5 separate regions of the Homo sapiens genome follow, and regions 1, 2, 3 and 4 are each linked to region 5. A link is a contact called in ENCODE Hi-C or POLR2A ChIA-PET data. All regions are on one chromosome and are shown on one strand. The core of a region is the stretch at or near the end of the contact, and the rest is flanking DNA. Distances in the headings are between cores, read along the strand shown. Region 1 overlaps LASP1 (LIM and SH3 protein 1). Region 2 overlaps SRCIN1 (SRC kinase signaling inhibitor 1). Region 3 holds the start of LASP1NB (LASP1 neighbor). Region 4 holds the start of SRCIN1 (SRC kinase signaling inhibitor 1). Region 5 holds the start of PSMB3 (proteasome 20S subunit beta 3).

Region 1 (2,700 bases), core at 19-2,518, 150 kb after region 5:
ATCAGAACAGAGAAGGAGAGGGAACCACATGGATGAGTGACTGGGGGCTTCAGGAGACAAACAAGGACTCTGACCCCCACAGGCATGTGCAGAGGACCTGACAGGTGTGGCCGTGGCTGCATGCGCATGCGCAGTCGCTCCAGTCCAAGCACAGCTCGGTGCTGCTGCCAGATGATTCCCTGCCAGGGAACTGCCTGGGTTTGTGTCCTGGGCTGACCTGTGTCCAGGACAGTGCAGCCCCCGTGGAGGAAATCCAAGCAGCTGGTGGGGTCTGGAACAGATGGCTGATGAGGTGGACAGTGAAGTCTCTGGAAGCCAAGGAATAGTTTCCTGTTCCATGAGTTTTCTCAGCCTCATTCTGTTCTTCAAAACCCTCAGGGGAGGACAAGCTGTTCCTCATATTTCAATTCCTTTCGTGCCAGGGAAGTCCTTTCTGATGTCTGACTTGAGTCCCTCTAGTACTGTGGTGGGGTGGAAGGGTTCTTCCCTGGAGCTTGGAGACCTGCTGAGATGCTGTCTGACCCCCGCTGCTTTCCTCCCCTCCTATGGCGGTGGCCTCTGAAGCCATCCCGGCAGGCTCCCAGAATCCGCGGGGCCTGTCAAAGGCGCACTGATGGAGCCTTCCCTGGGGCTGTCTCACCACCCTCCTTTCTGGGCACCAACTCTGTCCTTTGGCACAGCCCTCACTCAGCTGGTTGCTGAAAAGCTCCCCCAGGCGTAGTGGGCAGGGCCACATCCTGGCTAACATGAGGGCTGGGGCCACCCTGGGAGCCCTGGAAAGAACCTTTTTCCTATAAGCTTCCAGACAGGATGGGCAGGGAGTGAAGGGTCAAGAGTCAGGCAGATGAGGGTTTGCACTCTGGTAGTGCCGGACATTGACTGCTAAGCTCTGTGACCTTGGGCAGGGGACTTTGCCTTTCTGTGGCTCCGTTTCCTGATCCGTAAATTGGAGCTGTTAATTGCGTGGCTATATGTATGGTGGGATCTAAATGAGATGGTTCATGTAAGGCCCTGGACTCTGTGCCTGCCATTCACTGTGCACCAAAGACTTGGTAGTGGCTTATTATTACGAGTCTAACACCTTTTGGCTGAGGCCTCTGCTTTGAGTTGGGGACTTCTGATCAGGGTCTTTCTGCTGACTCCCTGTCCCTGTCTCCTGACTGGTTGCTGCCTCAGAGGGGCCCCAAGCCGAGGCCCTTTCGGCTCCTGGCCTGACTCCAATCCCTCTTCCTCCCCTCCTGCAGGTGCGCTACAAGGAGGAGTTTGAGAAGAACAAGGGCAAAGGTTTCAGCGTAGTGGCAGACACGCCCGAGCTCCAGAGAATCAAGAAGACCCAGGACCAGATCAGTAACGTGAGCTCTTGCCCTGCCCTGCGGCATCCCTGCTGCCCTCTGTTTGGTCCCCTTCCTGCCAGCCTGGCAGACGCAAGCCTGGCAGATGTGAATGAGGCCAGTGCCTCCACTACCCCTGCCCTCCAGGGTGGGCCTGGGGAAGAGCTTGGGGTTCCCAGATGCCTCTTCTCTGTGTACCCCCAGACCACCAGCACGCATAGCATTTTCTTCTTGAAGGGACTGTATTCTGTGGGGGCCTGTGTGCTAAATCAGCCCCCACTCTCTCTGACTGTTGTTCTTTTTTCTGGATATCGTGGGTATCGGTGAAGACTGCATGTCTCATCTTAGCACAAAGGTCAAAACTGGGGGGCGGGGAGCACCTGGCCTCCCCTGGTCTGCGCCTGGGTGCTGACATTGCAGTCATTTCCGCCCTTCCTTGGCCTCCTCCCCCACATCAGCCTGCTCTTCCTTCCTGTGTAAAAACCCCAGCCAGCTTCACCCGCCAGCCCTGCACCCCCTGGCTCACACCCCCCGCCTCCCTGATGGTCAGTGGCATCTGGCTGTGGCAGGGGTGGGCATGGAGAGTGGGCAGGGGATCAACTGTCCCCAGCATCGTGTGCCCTCCATGGCACCTGTGGCCAGAGAACAGGCCTCAGTTTCCTGCTTGGCAGAGCCACAGGCAAGCAGCCTGTGTGGCTTTAGGCATGCGGGGGCAGGGCACTGCGGTGAGCAGCAACCATGGGGGATGCGCACACAGAACTGCAGGGGCTGCCCAGCCAGCCTGGCCTAGGAGGTCCTGCCAGGGAGGGTTTAGGCAGGCAGCTGTCTTCGTGTCTGGAACAGGAAGGGATCAGTGAGCTGCCCATTGTTGCTCTGGGCTGAGGAACTGGGGATAGAGATTGCCGGGGGAGCCTGGCTTTCCGGTGGTCTCAGCACCCACTCCCTGGGCTCCACATCCCTTCCTACCCTCCACCTGGCCACCTCAGCAGGGCGCTCCTTTAAGAGCTTGGCTGGGCCGTGCATAGAGTGGGCTGCAGTGGTGGGTCAGGTGGATTTCAGAAGCACAGGCAGCCCACAGACAGCAGAACCAGCCATGCCCAAAATGGTGGCTTTCAAACTCTGACTTCAGCCTACAGTAAAATATACATTGTACGTCTTGACCCATCTGACAGGCATACATTTATGTAGAGGGAAAACAGAATGGAAGCTTTCATGAATGAGTACTTCCTACTTAGAGGGCGTTCAGATCTTTTTTTTTTTTTTTGAGACAGAGTCTCACTCTGTTGCTCAGGCTGGAGTGCAGTGGTGCTCCGCCTCCAGGGTTCAAGTGATTCTCCTGCCTTAGCCTCCCAAGTGGAGTAGCTGGGAT
Region 2 (2,700 bases), core at 87-2,586, 190 kb before region 5:
CTTTTGAAAATTCCAACCCCCCTCCTCTGGGCTGAATGAAAAGGGACAAGGAAAGGATAGAAAATCTGGAGAAATGGAATTCCCTGGGTGAGGAGAGATGACACCTGCCAGTCTGCTTGGAGATCTGGCTGGAGTCCTCACTAAGTTATCACACCTAGAGTGATGGGGTGGCCCCTTACCCTATTTCAGCCACATGGTGTCATGGGAATTGTTGCCTTGGGCCTTGCTAAAATGCACATGTACCACCAGGCTATGTGGGCCTCAGGCTGAGGAGCAGCAACCCATCTCAAGGAGCCCGTCGCAAGAGGCTCATTTATGACTTAGTGAGGAAGCTGGGCTCCAAGGAGCAGCCTCTCCTGGCTCCCGGAGTCACTGGCCAGTACAACTCAACCCCTTGTTGAAAAGAGAGGTGAAAAACTTAATGCTGGGTACAGATGAGGACACTGGGGCACAGAGAGGGGCAGGAACTGCCCTGATCACTCAGCCTCTCAGTGCTGGCACTGGACTCCAGGTCCCCTAGTGCCCTGTGTCACCAAGAGAGGGCCCAAAGGAAGGAGCAGGGCCTCTGTCTCAGATCCTTATCACTGGCGAGGGAAAGCAGGGTGGGTGCTCACTCCCTGAATGGACACTGAAAGGCAGCGTCTCCCTTCAAAGGTGCCAGACAATGGAATGGTTGGCCAGACAGCCATTTGCTAAATTTGGATCAGAAGACTGTCTTCTGTTAACCCCTCCATGCCTAAGCATGCGGAGGCACAGTGTTCGCGATTCCTCCTTCCTTCTGAAAACACTACAGCCCTGTTCCAGCTGCACTAGGAAGGAAGGTGGGTTTTCCTTGGCTATATCTGGACTCAGAGATCAGGGAATCGGATCTCCAATGATGGCTGGTCAGCGCCAGGCTGGAGCAGTGACGGCACCTGAACGCTGCACCTGAACTCACTACCCAAGGGTCACTTTGCACGGGTCACAGGCCAAAATGAAAGTAGGCAGAGGGCAGAGGGAAATCAGGCAGCTGGCCACATGACAGTGAAGCTGCAGGCCACAGGAAGCCTGAGTGTGGATCATTATGAAGCAAGACCATAGCAAAAGCAGGCATCAAGCCAGAAAAAAGAAATCAGGAATAATGCCAGCCGGTCAAAAGTTTGTGGGTCACAGTGAAATCAGGCCAGAGGAGAATGAAATCAGGCTTCAGAACAGACCAACGCCACCTGTGACTCAGAGGGAAGGGAGCTGCGCCTCCCAGGGAAACCAGGTTGCGGGTCACTCCAGCCGCACCCCCACCCCTCCCTCCGCCGCGGGCCCAGCCTCACTTGAGCTGCTGGGTAATAAGCTCCTCGTCGTTGAGATAGCGCAGCCGTTCCTCTTCCACCAGGGTGCGCTGCCGCTGCAGCGGGTCCTCCTGCCGCCGCGCCGCCTCCGACACGCGCATGCTCAGCTCTGCCTCCGTGCGCTTCAGCAGCGCGCGCACCGACTCCTGGTTCTGTAGCTGCGGGACGCACGGACGGATGGACCCGGGTGGGGGGAGCGGAGCCGCGAGGCAGGGGAAGGGCCGGGAGAAGGCGGGTAGAGGACTGCCCAATCCAGGGCGGGGCTCTGCAGAAGAAGCGGCTGCTTGGCTCCGCCTCAGGCAGCAGCGAAGGGGTGGGATGGCGAAGGGCAGGGGCGGGATGGCGAAGGGCAGGGGCAGAGGGCTAAGTTCTGGGGAAGAACAGAGGCAGGAGGAGAACGGATGGGGATCGTGGAGAGGGGAGCGTTAAAATGGGCCATGCAAAGGGGGAGCTGCATGGCTGTGGCCGCGAGCAGGGGTGGTATTGCAGGGGGAGGAGGGCAAGGTTAAGTTCTGGGGAATATGAGGCAGGAGAAGGGGTTGGGAATATTTGCGGGACAGGGTGTAGCCCTATGTAGGTCCCTGCCGACAGTGCGGCCGCATGGCTATGGCTTCCATCATCCCGGAATGGGGACGGGACTGGAATGAAGGACTCAAGCGCTGGCATTTGATAGAGCTTCTATGGCTGGGACAGGAAGACTAAGTTGATGATCGATCCAACCCTGTTCCAAGCCTGAATGGCGGGGGTGGGCAAGATCTTACCCGTTGCCCAGATGGCAATTCTCTGCCCCCTCCCCAGCCTGTCTCTGCTAATTATCCTCACCTGACGGCCCCTGGGCCTGCTTGAGGAGCGGACTCGGCGATGCCAAGCTCCTGACAGGTGGGACCATCTGCCAAGCAGGGCCGGGGAGACTGTTGGGGCTCAGGAGGGAGGAGCTGAGAGGACTTGGGGGAAGGGCTCTCGCTGACTCAGGGAAAGGGATGCAGGGCAGGAAGGAACTGGAACTGCCCCGAGGGATACTGACGACGGAGGGGCTCAGTGGGTGACTGGGGCTCCAGGAGGGCGATGGGGACTCAGGGAAGGAGAAGGAGGGCTCAATGAGGGGGTCACGGGCGAGGGATAAGGCCTTGGTGAGGAAGTGGAGGTTCAGCGAGGGAGCGGAAGCTCAAGAAAGGGGAAGGGGAGAAAGGGTTCGGAGAGAGGCCAGTGAGCGGCGAAGGACTCGGGCGTGGAAGCTCTGGGAAAAGGATGAGGTAGTAGGGGATGGGGCGGGACTTGCGGCAAGGGACTTCTACCAGTAGGTGGGCGTTGGTGGGGCGGGGCCCAGGACGGGGCGGTACCTGGAGCTTGCGCAACTGCTGGAGCTGGCCGCGCA
Region 3 (2,700 bases), core at 168-2,667, 170 kb after region 5:
GGTCTCTGACATTTTTAATTAATTAATTAATTATTTTGAGACGGAGTTTCACTCTTGTTGCCCAGGCTGGAGTGCAATGGCACAATCTCAGCTCACTGCAACCTCCACCTCCCAGGTTCAAGCGATTCTCCTGCCTCAGCCTCCTGAGTAGCTGGGATTACAGGCATGTGCCACCATGCCCAGCTAATTTTGTATTTTTAGTAGAGCTGGAGTTTCTCCATGTTGGTCAGGCTGGTCTTGAACTCCTGACCTCAGGTGATTCACCTACCTCAGCCTCCCAAAGTGTTGGGATTACAGGCATGAGCCACCACACCCAGCCTTTTACTTTTTATTTTATTTATTAATTTATTTATTTTTGAGACGGAGTCTCGCTCTGTCACCCAGGCTGGAGTGCAATGGCACGGTCTCAGCTCACTGCGACCTCTGCCTGCCGGGTTCAAGCAATTCTTTAGCCTCAGCCTCTTGAATAGCTGGGATAACAGGCACCTGCCACCACGCCCGGCTAATTTTTATTTTTATTTTTTTTTTGAGACAGAATCTTGCTCTGTAGCCCAGGCTGGGGTGCAGTGGCGCGATCTCAGCTCTGCCTCCCGGGTTCAAGCAATTCTCTGCCTCAGCCTCCCAAGTAGCTGGGATTACAGGCATGCACCACCAAGCCTGGCTAACTTTTGTATTTTTAGTAGAGACAGGGTTTCACCATCTTGGCCAGGCTGGTCTTGAACTCCTGACCTTGTGATCCACCTGCCTCGGCCTCCCAAAGTGCTGGGATTATAGGCATGAGCCACTGCGCCCGGCTGGTCTCTGACACATCTAAGCTATGAACCATTAGGGTAAGTTTCTGACCATCTCTGAGCCCCATCTATGAAAGACTCATAGGGAGGTTGAAATTGCACCACATGTACGATATCTGGCCCAGTGTAGGAAATGTATAAATGTTAGCTTCATCCCTCAGGGAAGCCCACTGAGATCCACACGAAACTTTTGTCTGTGTCTCCCCATAATGTGACCTTTAGAAGTTGCCAATGGCCCACCCAATACCCAACCATGATTTTTCTGAGATAATCTGCCCGAGGTGTGTGAGAGGAAACGCGAAGAAGGCAGTCAGGAGGATTCACTCTTGGGGGAGCTGGGTAGGATCCTATCTCCTCCTACATCCAGAGCATGCAGGCTCCATTTAGATACAAAGGGGTGGGATTGGGTTCCTGGGGAGAAATTGAGCCCCTTTGATTCTGCGGTTCTGTGGGTCTAAATCTGGCATCTCCTTGGCTATCCACCCCCAGGCTTTGTGATTGGTTGGCTGTGGTTGGTGGGGGGGCAGGAAGCTGCTGGTGGAGCTGCAGCATCCTTCAGTCTCAGGCCCCTGGGAGGGGGAGGGGAAAGAACCAGGGCTGAGCTGTGGAGTGAAGGGGAGCCATTTCTCTCCACCGACTGCAACCTCCGTGCTCACAGCTCACGGTTCACCAGAATCCAGGGGCTTGGTCGGCCTAGGAATCCACAATGCTGGATATTTTCATCCTGATGTTCTTTGCCATCATAGGCCTGGTCATTCTGTCCTACATTATCTATCTGCTCTAGTGGCCTGGAGCTGCGGCCGGAGCCTGCTGGAGAACAGCTCAGAAGGAAGGATGGAGATGAATGGCCGAGTGCCCTGCTTGCTGACGCACCGGTGGATTTTTGCTTCTGCTGTTATCTCGGGTATTGATTCCAAAAAAAAAAGAAAAGAAAAAAAGAAAGAGTTTGCTTTCCTATTTTTTTTCTTAGACCACTCTGAAAAGAATAAGAAATGCCAGCTTCTTTCTTTGGGACCTAATTTAAAATAAGACTTTAAAAATTACAAATAAAATCCACAATGTAAACGATTTTTAGGCAGAACGGGTTGGGAATGATGGATGTGGTGGGGAGGGACTATTATTTCCTAATTTCTTCTTCAAGTTAGGTGCTCAAACTCAAGTTGTCTATTTTCTTCTGGTAATTAAAGGTAAAACACATCTTTGCATGTCAGCATACTTGCAATATAGTTGTTTACAACTATGCTTGTATAATTGCATTACTTAATGATTGACTCATTCTTATTTGAGGGTGAGACGGCAAATAAATTTTACTTGGGGTGGGGTTTTCGGGGAGATGTCCAACTGTGGGATATGGTGGAGAGGAGGGAGGAACTCCTGGTACTTTGCAGTTGTCCCCATCTGAGACTTTTTATTTCTGGGTTTCTTACAGCTCCTGGTCTCTCCAGTCCAACAAGAGGCCTCTCATCCACAGAAGCAGTCCTACTGCCCAGCAGACCTCTTTCAGAGCCTTCCAGACATGGCTGACCCCTGGCAAGCAAGGGGCTTTTTGAGCTGAGAGGCACTTGGCTGGGACTTCAGGAATTCATGGACAGGGCTGGCAGATACTGCATATGTTTGAGCTGTAGATGGGATTGAGAACAGAAAGTTGAAATGGAGACTTATTAAAGTTACCGTGGAGAACTGCTCAAAAATTCATTTTGAATTAAGGAAACTTAAATTCATTTTAAGTTTCCTTAGATCTAAATGCAACTGCACATTACACTCAAATATGTTCCTTCCTTCTCACACACAGGACTCCCTTGTGAAACTCAAGGGGAAGTTCAAGTTGTCCATCTTCATCTATGAAGTAGTCACTTTATCACTGTCTTTACAGATTGCACAGTCTGGGGTTTTGTGGTTTCTCTTGTCT
Region 4 (2,700 bases), core at 1-2,500, 150 kb before region 5:
TCCACCAGCATCCTGCTGCCCCCACCGACAGGACTCGGAGCTGGCCCGGGAGCTTCTGACGTAGCAGGGGGGTGCGTGGGAGGGGAGGGGGGGCCACGGTGCGTCCCCTTCCCAGCCCCACCCTCCACCCCTCAGCCGCCTGCCTTCCCTATCTTCTCACTCACCCTAGATGCCCTCCCCAGCTGGGGGCGCCCTCCCCTGCCCCCTGGCCTCTGCAGGGGGAGGGGTTAAGATCAAATAGCCCCTCCCTAAACCCCTCCCTCTCGTGGCCCTCCCTACCCGCTGGTAGAGCGGGGAGCTGGTCCCCAGTTTCTGCAACTGCTGCTGAGGCTCAGAGGTCTCCAGGGCTAGGGCCTCGAGGTGCGGGGAGGGGGGGTGTGTGGAATACAGGCTTGTATCCTGGCAACGCGGCCAACCCCAGAACGCACTCATCCCCTTCCCTCCCTGGAGGCTGGCGCAAAGGGCCCACCACCACCATCCTAGCCCGTGCACCCCATTCTGGGAGCTGGGGGAGGGAGGCCTTTGATGCACCCCTCACTTCTCCATCCCCTTCCCCTCCCCTGCATCCTCCACTTCCCCCACCTCGGAGGGACGCCCTTCTCCCCCCACCCTCCTCACCATCCATCCCCCTTCTTCTCCTCACCCCTCCCCCTTCCACACAAGCCCCTTTACAGTTGAACCCCTCTGGCCCCCACCCCGGGGCGTAGTGAGGCCCTCCCCACCCAGTCTCCTGCCTCGCCACCCTGCCCCCTTCTCTGGTCCCAGCACTCCTCTCGCCCGGGTCCTTCTCCCAAGCCCGGCGCACAGCGGTCCCCTGCCCCCACACACCTGCGCCCCAGCATCCCTCGCCCCGCCGGCCACCGCCTCCCCGGCCCGGCCGCCGCCCCCGCCCCCGGCCGAGGGGGAAAACACACAAAGAAAACAGAAATACCTTCCACTTAAGCATGGAGGCACATTAGGGAGGAGAGAGACAGGGACATGCCTTGGGACGGAGCGTTCCCCATCGGGCGGGGGCGCGGGGGGCGGGGGCCCCGGGCCGGCCTGCCTGGCGCTCGCCCTCTCGCCGCCTCGCGGGCTCCTCGCTCGGCCCCAGCCCCGGGGCGCGGTGCCAGGCGGGCGGGCCGGGGGCGCGGGCCCCGCCGGGGTGGACCAGCTGGGAGGGCGCCGGCGGCCGGGCGTGTGGGTGAGCGCGCGCGCGGGCGTGTCACCGAGTGTGCGAGAGCGAGTGTGTGTGTGTTTGAGTGTGTGTCTGCGCGCGCGCGGGCCGGCGCGGGTGTGTCACTGCGGGCGGGCGCGCGCGCGGCGCGGGCGCGCGCGTGTGGCCGGAACTTACAAAGGGCCGCCCGGGGCGGCGGGGGCGGGGGAGGGGAGGGGGCACTGCGCCTTCTCGCGCCCTCCAGCTTCACCGCGTGATCCCGCAGCGCGCGGCCGGGGCCGGGCGCGGGGCGCGCTCACTCTCTCCTTCCCGCGCCACCTGCTTCGTCCCACCCCAAGTAGTCTTCGCGCCACGATAGAGACAAATACATTGACCGAGGACCGGCTCGGAGGAGGCACCCGGGGAAGCGGGGACACTTGGAGGGTGGAGGACTCCTGGGTCTCCAAGCCCGGGCGCGCCTAGGGATGGAAAGGCTCTCGGGGCTGGGTGGGGAGGCGGGGCGGCGAGACTGGGGGCTCCCTTCAGCCAAGGTGACCGCGGAAACCAACAGCCGCCCCATGCTGGGAGCGCCCGGATCCTCCTCTGCTTCTGCCTCGCGACCCCTCACCCCAGCGCGCCTAGACGCGGCTCGGTCGGAGGGTCTGGGCTCCCCGGCGCCCCCTGCTGGGCCGCCGCCTCGCCCCCGCTCCGGGTTGCAGCCCCTCCTGCAGGCGTGCGCGGGAACTGCAGGCAGGTCCGCGCCCCTCCGGCCAGTGAGACCCCACCGTAGGACGCTCCAGCGACGGTCCCTGCTCACGCCTCGCTTGGCGGCGTCACTGCCGCCTCTACTTCAGCCCGCAGAGCACTAGCTCGGCTCCACCCTGCCGTCCCCCGCCCCTCCGCGTCCCACCTTCGTTGGCCTACCTGTTGGCTCCGCAGACTTCTCCAGCGCTGACCCGGACCCAGACCCAGACCCAGGCCCGCGCCGACACCTCGTGATTCCAGCGGCCCCCTCCCTCCCTCGCTCCGATGCTCTGGCCAGTCCCTTCTCTCTCAAGCTTTCTTGCGGAGGAGAAGGTGGGCTGAGTCCCCTGTCCCTTTTATTTACTTCTGGAGTTTCCAAAAGCAGTTTAGGTGAGCAAGAGAGTGGACACAGTACTTCTATTCACTGTGGGCCATCAGGCAGAGTGGCAGGCAGGCAGAGAGCCCAGGAGAGGAGACCCCACCCCAAGTGGCCCAAATGACAAACCGGTTTCCCCACTTCCTGGTCTACCCAGTTGCAACCTTAATCTGGGCTCTCCCAATTTCCTATCCACCCCCAGGCCTGCCCCTGAGCCAACCACATGCCCAGCTAGGGACAAGGTCCCAGATTCCCCTTAGAGATAAATAACCAATTGCAGTAACTCAGATGCCAGGGCCAGGACCAGAGGAGAGGCCCTTCCCAGCTCCAGTGGGACAGATCAGGAGGACAGCCAAGAGCTGTGTCCTGGACACACAGTCTGGGCACACGACCCCAGCGGCAGGCACCCTGACTTCTTCCCTCCTGGGCCAACTGCCTCTCCCTC
Region 5 (2,700 bases), core at 34-2,533:
CACTGTAAATTCATTCTTAATCCTATGAAAAAATGCATCCTGAAACGTGTTGCATGCACAGTGAGACAAAAACCTGTGTCTTTAGGTTTCCTGCGATCTAGCTTGGAGGCGGGTTGGGGGGGTGTGGAGGGAAGTGCTGGAGAAATTATCCCATTATTGACTGAGCAGCAAAGAATTTTCAAGAACAGTGATTCTCCTAGAAAAAGTATTGCTGCTGCCATTTCAATGCAAAATTTGGCTTTTGAGTAAAAGGCTTAGGTTTTTATCTTCCGGGGAGAAAAAAAAAACCCAAAAGACAAAAAAAAAAAAAAAAAAGGTCATAGCGTCCCTGGGTGGGCTCGAACCACCAACCTTTCGGTTAACAGCCGAACGCGCTAACCGATTGCGCCACAGAGACCGAGTCGACTACCGGCGTAGTAGTGAGCCGAGTCAATGGGAGCGAGCCTGGACGGCGCAGACGCCGTAAGAGATGCCGCCATCGGGCGAAATAAGTGGAACCCGGGGGAGAAAGGGAAGGATCCTGATGGGGGAGGGAGGCGAAAGAGCTTGGGAGGAGAGGACGCGGGACGTGCACGCCCTTCCTCCATTGGAACGGCGAGAGGTCGACTCTGGCTATCCTCAGGTTCTACCTCAAACGTGGAGAGGCGCGGAACGTCCCTTTTTAGGGTGACCTGAGATTGAGGATACGTGAAGTCGGGCCGCAGGAAGTCCCCCAAATCAGAACAAGCTTCGGCTTCCAAACTCCCTTTCACAGCTGAACCCCTGCAGCCGCAAAATACCCGCGACGCCTACACGCGACGCCTTCCCCTTCCCACCTGCATCATTAAATTTCCATTTAATGGGCGCCTCCTATATACTAGGCACTGTTGTGGGCCAGTGAATATTCCGAGCCTAGGCAAGTGCCTGGTACACAGTAAACGCAGGATTTCTGGAGTGAATAAATAAGCTAGCACGACTAATACGACGAACTCATACATCACGTTGATAAGCGTCACGGTGCCCCTTCAGCTGGGGCCGCAGCTTCCTAAACCCAGTTTCACCAGCCCACGTGCGCGCAGGCTCCGCCCCCAGTCCCTGAGGTCCCGAGTCCAGGTCCGCCGAGATCCCACTATGCACCGTGTCGCAAGTCTCTTCCGCAGCCACAGTGACTTTTCACTTCCGCTTTTCCCGCCTCCGTTTTGACTTTGCAACCAAACTACCTGTACTGGTGACCGACAGGGACGTGTGACCAATAGAAAGCCCAGATGTCCAGGAAGAGTCCGCCTATCAGCCAATGAAGAGACAGCAGTGAGAGCGGTTGCGCAGTGAAGGCTAGACCCGGTTTACTGGAATTGCTCTGGCGATCGAGGGATCCTAGTACACCGCAATCATGGTGAGATGGGGAGTTAAAGCAAAGGGGCATGGGGAAGGATTGAGAAGCGGAGGGGGTCAGGAGAGGCTTGGGGACGAAAAGGGCCTAGGGTCGATGGAAGGAAGCGGTTTCAGTTCGAGGGGAGCGGGCCCCGGTGAGGACCAAGAGGGTGAGTGCGGCTCATTGCCGCCACACAGTGCTCATCCCAGCTGGAGAACCAGGGGTTCAGACGCCTCCGGAATGGAGAACGGGCGTACAGGAGCCTCCGCATCAGGAGCTGGGCCGGGGGCTGTGGCAGCGTTTGACCCCCCGCGCTGACCCCTCCGCTCTGTCTGTCCTAGTCTATTATGTCCTATAACGGAGGGGCCGTCATGGCCATGAAGGGGAAGAACTGTGTGGCCATCGCTGCAGACAGGCGCTTCGGGATCCAGGCCCAGATGGTGACCACGGACTTCCAGAAGATCTTTCCCATGGGTGACCGGCTGTACATCGGTCTGGCCGGGCTCGCCACTGACGTCCAGACAGTGTAAGTTTCAAGGGTCCCCGCCCACACCCAGGCCTCTTCTTGGACCATCCAACCCCGGCGTCTTGACCGGCCAAGGTGTCAGTCATCTACCACACACCACCAGTGAGTTTGAGACTTTGCCGCCTCCAAAAAACATGTCCTTCCCTTTCTTTTTTTTTTTTTTAGACAGGGACTTGCTCTGTCACCCAGGCTGGAGCTCAGTGGCATGATCTCAGCTCACTGCAACCTCCACCTCCCAGGCTCAAGCGATTCTCGTGCCTCAGCCTCCTAAGTAGCTGGGACTACAGGCGCGCACCACCATGCCTGGCTAATTTTTGTATTTTTAGTAGAGACAGGGTTTCACCATGTTGGCCAGGCTAGTTTCGAACTCCTGACCTCAAGTGATCCACCTGCCTCAGCCTCCCAAAGTGCTGGGATTACAGGCATGAGCCACCACACCTGGCCTGACTTTGATTTTGACAACAATTTTGAGCAGACAAGACAAGCCCAATAGAAACATCTTGCAAGCAGTTGGGGTTTTGTTATTACATCTCAGGGTTGGGGAAGCATTGGCAATGTGCCAAATCTATGGGAGCAGATTCTGGAGAGACAAAGTCTGTAGGGAGGGAAATAATGAGCGGCAGTTTGAGAGCTGAACGTTACATTTAGCAGTGAGGGGCGAAGAGAAGCCAGAGAAGAATAAGAGAGGAAAAGAACGGTGATAGGTTTTCAGGAGGGAATACGTGGTCACAGGGGGCAGGTCCTGCAGGGTACTGGTGCCTGAGGAGCAGCAGGTCCTGGATTTGTTTCCTAGAAGGTGGAGAGACTAGCTCACAAGCGTGGG

The links. A loop is a pair of places that touch in the nucleus more often than their neighbours do. ChIA-PET counts read pairs that join two places held with the same protein, here RNA polymerase II (POLR2A). Pooled maps may share reads with other maps.
Region 1: a map of B cell shows a loop between it and region 5 (16-fold over the local background). The contact joins the enhancer-like site here to the promoter of PSMB3 in region 5. A Hi-C loop is called at or near these places in 2 of 168 maps with a recorded cell type or tissue (B cell and CD8-positive, alpha-beta T cell) and 7 of 50 pooled maps. POLR2A ChIA-PET finds 5 or more read pairs at or near these places in 2 of 52 experiments (H1 and activated CD4-positive, alpha-beta T cell).
Region 2: a loop to region 5 is called in a map of CD8-positive, alpha-beta T cell, with 6 times the contacts of the local background. The contact joins the enhancer-like site here to the promoter of PSMB3 in region 5. A Hi-C loop is called at or near these places in 8 of 168 maps with a recorded cell type or tissue (B cell, CD4-positive, alpha-beta T cell, CD4-positive, alpha-beta memory T cell and 4 more), 19 of 37 single-sample maps with no recorded cell type and 20 of 50 pooled maps. POLR2A ChIA-PET finds 5 or more read pairs at or near these places in 6 of 52 experiments (CD4-positive, alpha-beta T cell, HEK293, T-cell and 3 more).
Region 3: a pooled map shows a loop between it and region 5 (3-fold over the local background). The contact joins the promoter of LASP1NB here to the promoter of PSMB3 in region 5. A Hi-C loop is called at or near these places in 7 of 50 pooled maps. POLR2A ChIA-PET finds 5 or more read pairs at or near these places in 4 of 52 experiments (AG04450, GM12878, WTC11 and 1 more).
Region 4: a pooled map shows a loop between it and region 5 (4-fold over the local background). The contact joins the promoter of SRCIN1 here to the promoter of PSMB3 in region 5. A Hi-C loop is called at or near these places in 1 of 37 single-sample maps with no recorded cell type and 9 of 50 pooled maps. POLR2A ChIA-PET finds 5 or more read pairs at or near these places in 2 of 52 experiments (PC-9 and WTC11).

The regions. Positions count from the first base shown.
Region 1 is chr17:38,897,168-38,899,867 of GRCh38, forward strand. LASP1 (LIM and SH3 protein 1) reads left to right here. Exons shown (of 7, transcript NM_006148.4): 4 at 1,245-1,352. Among named protein-coding and RNA genes, the nearest start is that of MIR6779, 16 kb to the right of the region's middle. RefSeq lists enhancers at 1,187-1,296, 1,525-2,046, 1,707-2,026, 2,047-2,566. Within about 2 kb of position 1,269, at least 26 of the 41 ENCODE cell types and tissues checked have a DNase peak (open chromatin) inside an H3K27ac peak, as active enhancers do; they include B cell and CD8-positive, alpha-beta T cell, where a contact is called at or near this core.
Region 2 is chr17:38,556,920-38,559,619 of GRCh38, forward strand. It overlaps SRCIN1 (SRC kinase signaling inhibitor 1), which reads right to left. Exons shown (of 19, transcript NM_025248.3): 10 at 2,666-2,700; 11 at 1,308-1,483. Among named protein-coding and RNA genes, the nearest start is that of SRCIN1, 48 kb to the right of the region's middle. Within about 2 kb of position 1,337, at least 19 of the 41 ENCODE cell types and tissues checked have a DNase peak (open chromatin) inside an H3K27ac peak, as active enhancers do; they include CD8-positive, alpha-beta T cell, where a contact is called at or near this core.
Region 3 is chr17:38,924,197-38,926,896 of GRCh38, forward strand. LASP1NB (LASP1 neighbor) reads left to right here and starts at 1,418. Exons shown (of 2, transcript NM_001414697.1): 1 at 1,418-1,695; 2 at 2,221-2,700. The coding sequence starts at 1,498. The coding sequence ends at 1,575.
Region 4 is chr17:38,604,702-38,607,401 of GRCh38, forward strand. SRCIN1 (SRC kinase signaling inhibitor 1) reads right to left here and starts at 1,251. Exons shown (of 19, transcript NM_025248.3): 1 at 983-1,251. The coding sequence starts at 1,004. RefSeq lists an enhancer at 2,111-2,700.
Region 5 is chr17:38,751,458-38,754,157 of GRCh38, forward strand. PSMB3 (proteasome 20S subunit beta 3) reads left to right here and starts at 1,284. Exons shown (of 6, transcript NM_002795.4): 1 at 1,284-1,372; 2 at 1,693-1,877. The coding sequence starts at 1,370. It overlaps TRN-GTT2-5 (tRNA-Asn (anticodon GTT) 2-5), which reads right to left and starts at 397; the gene lies at 324-397. LOC100287808 (a long non-coding RNA gene) reads left to right here. Exons shown (of 1, transcript NR_149004.1): 1 at 1-295.